2 separate regions of the Homo sapiens genome follow, and region 1 is linked to region 2. The links are chromatin loops, found by intact Hi-C in ENCODE. Cell type or tissue: psoas muscle. All regions are shown on one strand. Each heading gives the region's core, and the rest is flanking DNA. Links, peaks and the distances in the headings are about the cores only.

Region 1 (2,905 bases), core at 283-2,782, 95 kb after region 2:
CTCAAACAAACACCTGTTTATGCATGTTCATAGCAGCAGTATTCATAACAGCAAAAAGCAAAAATACACATCACATAATACTCATTCACTTTTAACCATTTAAAAAACTATTTGGGAGACAACTCAAATACCCATCAATGGATGACAAAATGTGGCCTGTCCATACCACGGAATATGATTCAGCCATAAAAAGAAATGAAATATTGGCTGGCCATGGTGGCTTATACCTCTAATTTCAGCACTTTGGGAGTCTGAGGCAGGAGGATCACTTGAGGTCAAGAGTTAGAGACCAGCCTGGCCAACATAGAGAGACCCCATCTCAAAAAAAAAATTTTTTTTTAACACTGATACATACTACATCATGGATGAACCTCGAAAACCTGCTGCTAAGTGAGAGAAGTCAGGGCCAGGCACAATGGCTCACGCCTGTAATCCCAGCACTTTGAGAGGCTGAGGTGGGCAGATCACCTGAGGTCAGGAGTTCAAGACCATCCTGGCCAACATGGCAAAACCCCGTCTCTACTAAAAGTACAAACAAATTAACTACGCATAGTGGCAGGCGCCTGTAGTCCCAGCTACTTGGGAGGCTGAGGCAGGAGAATCACTTGAACCCGGGAGGCGGAGGCTGCAGTAAGCTGAGATCACACCACTGCACTCCAGCCTGGGAGACAGAGCAAGACTCTGTCTCAAAAAAAAAAAAAGTGAGAGAAGCCAGATACAAAAGGCCACACAGTGCAAGATTCTATTTATAGGAAATCTCCAGAGTAAGCATATCCATAGACAGAACACAGAGGGGCTCACGCCTGTTATCTCAGCGCTTTGGAAGGCTGAGGCAGGAGGATTGTTTGAGGCCAGAAATTTGAGGCTGCAGTGAGCTATGATTGCACCACTACACTCCAGCCCAGATGGCAGATCAAGACCCTGTCTGAAAAAAAAAAGAAAAAGAGACAGAAAACAGATTGGTGTTCACCAGGGACTGGGGAGAGGGAGAAATAGGAGGTGACTACTAATGGGTACAGGGGTTTCCTTTGGGAATGAAGGAATGTTCTGGAACTAGATGGAGGAGGTGGTTGCATAACATTGTGAATGTCCTAAATGCCACTGAACTGTACACTCAAAATGGTTAAAATGGTGAATTTTTTTTTAATGGCGAGTTCTGTGTTATGAGTATTTTACCACAATTTTTAAAGGACGGAGGAGATGGAGGGGTGCGGAGATGGAGGGGTGCAGGGACGGTGTGGGGAACGGTGGCGCCACCTGCGGGTACCACGCTCCGTGCCCACTTCCTTTAGGTGATGCCAGCACCCGGCTAGGAGCGAGTCACCTCCCCACTCCCCCTTGTGGCTGCCTTATGTTTTTTGTGGTGGCCTTGGAGAGAACCGGGGTGCCAGGACAGCCTGCATACGCTTGAGAGATGCTCTGGCTTTTGGCCATGGACTCTCAATTTAGGTTCGGTAACATTTCACCAGGGCCCTTGCCAGCCCCTAACTCAGCGTGGTGCCCGTGAGCACGCACAGAAACCTCCCCACGCTGGGAGGGGGCAGTGCTCCACCATCTGGGAACATTTTAGAAGCCCCCCAAATGGAAGACTCAACAATTGTTTCCTGTTTCTGCCTGCTTTCTAAACATTTTTCCACGTCTTACCACCATGCACATAGTTTTTAACTATTTTATCCATTTGTGTGTGTGACACTAAGGGCATTCACATTGCTGTGCAGCCGTTGCCACCATTCATCTCCAGAACAGTTTCGTCTTCCCAGACTGAAACTCGGTCCCCATTTTCATCCTGCAAAACTACAACTCCATACCCATTAACCCATTTCCTGTTTAGAAAAAAAAAAGTGCAGTTTGCTGCCAGCACTCATTTAATTTTACATAAACACGCTCTTTGAGGCTGAAGCAAATGTGACTGATTTTCAATGTGAAAATAAAATATAAAAACTGTTCTTGGCTGGGCACAGTGGCTCATGCTTGTAATCACAGCACTTTGGGAGCCCGAGGCTGGTGGATTGCTTGAGGTCAGGAGTTCAAGACCAGCCTGACCAACGTGGTGAAACCCCATCTCTACTCAAAATACAAAAATTAGCCAGTTGTGGTGGCAGGCACCTGTAATCCCAGCTACTCGGAAGGCTAAGGCAGGAGAATCGCTTGAACCCGAGAGGTGGAGGTTGCAGTGAGCTGAGATCGTGCCACTGAATTCCAGCCTGGGTGACAGAGCAAAGAGCTGGGATTACAGGCGTGAGCCACTGTGCCTGGTCTACACTGGTGGACTTTTAGGGTTGTTTTTTAGGGTTGTTTTCTGATTTCGGCTGTGAGCATGGGCACACCATAATTCTTTTTTTTCTTTTTTTTTTTTTTCTTTTTGGAGACAGAGTCTTGCTCTGTCACTCAGACTGGAGTACAGTGGTGCGATCTCAGCTCACTGCAACCTCCGCCTCCCGGGTTCAAGTGATCCTCCTGCCCACCACCATGCATGCCACCATGCCCAGCTAATTTTTGTATTTTTAGTAGAGACGGGGTTTCACCATGTTGGGCAGACTGGTCTCAAACTCCTGACCTCGTGATCCACCCACCTCGGCCTCCCAAAGTGCTGGGATTACAGGTGTGAACCACTGCACCCGGCTATAATTATTTTCAATGTTACACGCTTCAGCTAAGTCACCAGGGTTGTCCCTCTGTGGCTGCATGAATCTTAGATTCCAGGAGCAAATCAGTCCATCAGCCACTGAGGTTGGGGCAAGTGAAAAAGGACAGCCCTGCTGGCCAGGTGCAGTAGCTCACACCTGTAATCCCAGCACTTTGGGAGGCCAAGGCAGCAGGATCACTTGAGCCCAGGAGTTCCAGACCAGCCCAAGCAACATAGCAAGACGCCATCTCTACAGTCCCTTATTTGTTAAATGAACAA
Region 2 (2,905 bases), core at 188-2,687:
CATATCTAGCCAGACATAATTGCCCAGGATTGCCACCGATGATAATTAGTTGGCTCTGTGAGGCAAGTCGGATGCCCTCACGCAACAGGGAGGTTTGAGATGAGGGAGTTGTCTGAGTCCAACAGATTTCAAGGCCCAGAAAGGCAAAGGCATGGTACCTTTACTCTTTAGATAACATGCCACAGAAACACAGACATAGGTGCACCAAACGACACGTGTGCACCACGGTCACGGTCGAAAAACAGGAACTTGGATGCCTAGGAGCAATGGAAGGAGAAGATGGAGGTGGCACCCACGATGGAACACCACACAGCAACGGAGAGGAGGGGCTGCTACCACCCACAACGTCACGGACGAATTGCACCAGGGTGCTAAGGGGTGCACGGACCAGAAAAGGAGGAAAAGGAGTCTAGCATTATGGGTCCATTCACATGAAGATGCAAACCAGCTGAGCTCCGGGGCTGGATGTCAGGGCGGTGGGAGGACCGCGAGTGGCATCCAGGGCCTGTCCTGTCTGTTTCTCAGTCAGGGTGCTGGCCACGGGGTGCGTTGACTTTGTGAAGTTTCAAACTGCAGGTGTCAGCCAGGCGCAGCGGTTCATGCCTGTAATCCCAGCACTTTGGGCGGGAGGATCACTTGAGCCCAGGACTTCAAGACTAGCCTGGGCAATATGGTGAGACCCCGTCTCTTAAAAAAAATTTAAGAATTAGCTGGGCATGGTAGCAACCGCTTGTAGTCCCAGCTACTCAGGAGGCTGGGGTAAGAGGATCAATTGAGTGATGGAGGTCAGACTGCTGTGAGCCATGATGGCACCACTGCACTCCAGCCTGGGCGACAGTGATACCCTGTCTCAAAAAACAAAGCAAAAAACCCCAAAAACTGCATGAGTCATCTGGGAACTTCTTTGTATCTATGTATATTTTATTTAGAAGCAAAAACTAAGCCCGGGCAAGACGGCACAACCCCACCTCTACAAAAAAAAAAAAAAAAAAAAAAAAAATTGAAATAAGATAAAATAAATTAGCCAGGTATGGTGGTGTGTACCTGTGCTCCCAGCTACCTGGGAGGCTGAGGTGGGAGAATCATTTGTGCCCAGGAGGTCAAGGCTGCTGTGAGCTGTGATTGCACCACTGCACTTGAGCCTGGGCAACAGAGAAACCCTGTCTCAAAAATATAAATAAATATAAGAAAAAACTCTATTTAAATAAAGATTTTAAAATTCCTTTGCGCTTTTGAAATTCTTTTGGCAGATGTGCTAAGAGAAGGCGGGACACACCTCGTCCCACGCCCTTGGAGGGGATGGGCATGTCGTTTCTCCCCCTTCTCCTGGTACCTACACCCCCACTTTAAGCCTTCCCTACTTTCAGCCTTGTGCTTGGAGTGGGGCCGGCCCACCCAGGAGCCATCTGAGCATGTGACACAAGCCTGGCCAATCAGCATAGTCCACCTCGGCTACTGTGATTGGTTTACAGCTGGGCATGGGAGCCAGGCAGACCAATTAGAGCAAACCCTGGAACTTCTGCTGGAGTGAAGGAAACACAGGTGGCCCCCTTTCTGCAGGACTCGGAGCTGGGCGGAGGTGAGCCTGGAGCCTCCACAGGCAGCCAGGAGGGAGAGCCTGCTTGGCAGCAAAGCCAGTCCAGCAGAAAACTGAGCTGGGACTTGGCAGAGGCAGCTTCCAGACAACATCTAAGTTCTGGATTTGTGCCTAATGCAGAGATCTGCCCTGGAATTTTTCATTACGCAAACCAAGAAGTGCCCTTTTGGCCTAAATCAGGTGGAGTCCAGCATCTGCCACTTGCGACAGTTGCTGTAGCACACCTATTGGGTGTGTAACATCCTCAACCTTAGGAGCAGAAATCCCCGCCGATACCAGCAAAGAATGAAGCAAGCAGAGGCCAATGCCCAGACGGGCCAGACAGGACCAGGAGACAGCAGCGGGCGTCCCAGGCCCCAGCTCCAAACCATTCATTCACAGGTTGTTCCATTCTGCCTGAAATAGGGGAAAGCATCCAATCTGTTGACAGCCCCTCCTCCTGACCCCTGTTGCAGACCAGTCCTTTAGAGTCGCCATTGCCAGCTGGAGGACGGGGCTTCAACCAAAAAGGCTCCCAGAAGGCAAGACACAGTCAAATAGAGGGCCGCTTCCGGTCCTACCAACCCTGTGACCTTGGTCGCATCCAGCATCAGGCCTCAATTTCCTAAGTACAGAACGCACTCACCATCCCTATATTCAAATACTGTATGAGTACCCATTACATGCGGGGCACAGTTCTAGAAGCTAAGAATAAAACCAACAAGAGGAGCTTGGGGCCCTGCCTACAGGGATGACAGTGAATGGAAGGGGCAATGAATAAAATCCACAGTCCATGAGTTCAGGGAGCAATGAGCACCAAGACAAGAAGAGGAAGACAAGAAGACCAAGACAAGAAGACAAGAAGAGGAAGCCATAGGGAGCAGCAGGTGGGAGAGGGGGCAACTTTAGAACAGGAAATCAGAGGAGGCCTCCCGGAGGAGGTGGCATTTGCATGCAGGCCAAAAGAAGGTGAGGGATGATCCACTCAGAAATCCAGACAAAGAGCTCTCCAAGCAGGGGAAGCAACCCATGCAAACCACAGTGCAAGGCACTGACCTTGGTATACTTTAGAAAAAGGGCGAAGGCATCAGGGCTGGAGAATAATGAACAGGGGACGTGTAGGGAGAAATGGAGTCAGAGAGGCTGGTGGGGCTGGATCCTTCAGAGAGGCCGGTAGGGGCTGGATCCTGCAGGGCCCAGGGCCATGGTGGGAGTTTGGACTTCACTATGAATGCAGACAGAGCTGCCAGACATTTTAAGAGGACGGCGGCCATCTGCATATTTTTCGAGATGGGTCTTCCTCTGTTGCCCAGGCTGGAGTGCAGTGGG

What was found. Hi-C counts contacts between places; a loop is a spot of excess contacts. Peaks named below come from ENCODE experiments on the same cell type or tissue, not always from the same donor. Only the 100,000 strongest peaks of a DNase experiment are listed, where the experiment ranks them.
Region 1: it touches region 2 in a loop (2.1-fold over the local background); 13 of 110 quality-filtered maps call a loop at or near these places.

Annotation. Positions count from the first base shown.
Region 1 is chr12:124,897,332-124,900,236 of GRCh38, forward strand. No RefSeq gene overlaps it. Among named protein-coding and RNA genes, the nearest start is that of UBC, 16 kb to the right of the region's middle. In psoas muscle, for the core only: a CTCF peak has its summit at 1,335 (motif pointing left); a DNase peak (open chromatin) is centred at 1,300.
Region 2 is chr12:124,802,716-124,805,620 of GRCh38, forward strand. The region is part of intron 7 of SCARB1 (scavenger receptor class B member 1); the gene reads right to left. Among named protein-coding and RNA genes, the nearest start is that of SCARB1, 60 kb to the right of the region's middle. In psoas muscle, for the core only: no CTCF peak of the experiment used is centred there; a DNase peak (open chromatin) is centred at 1,606; H3K27ac peaks cover 609 bases.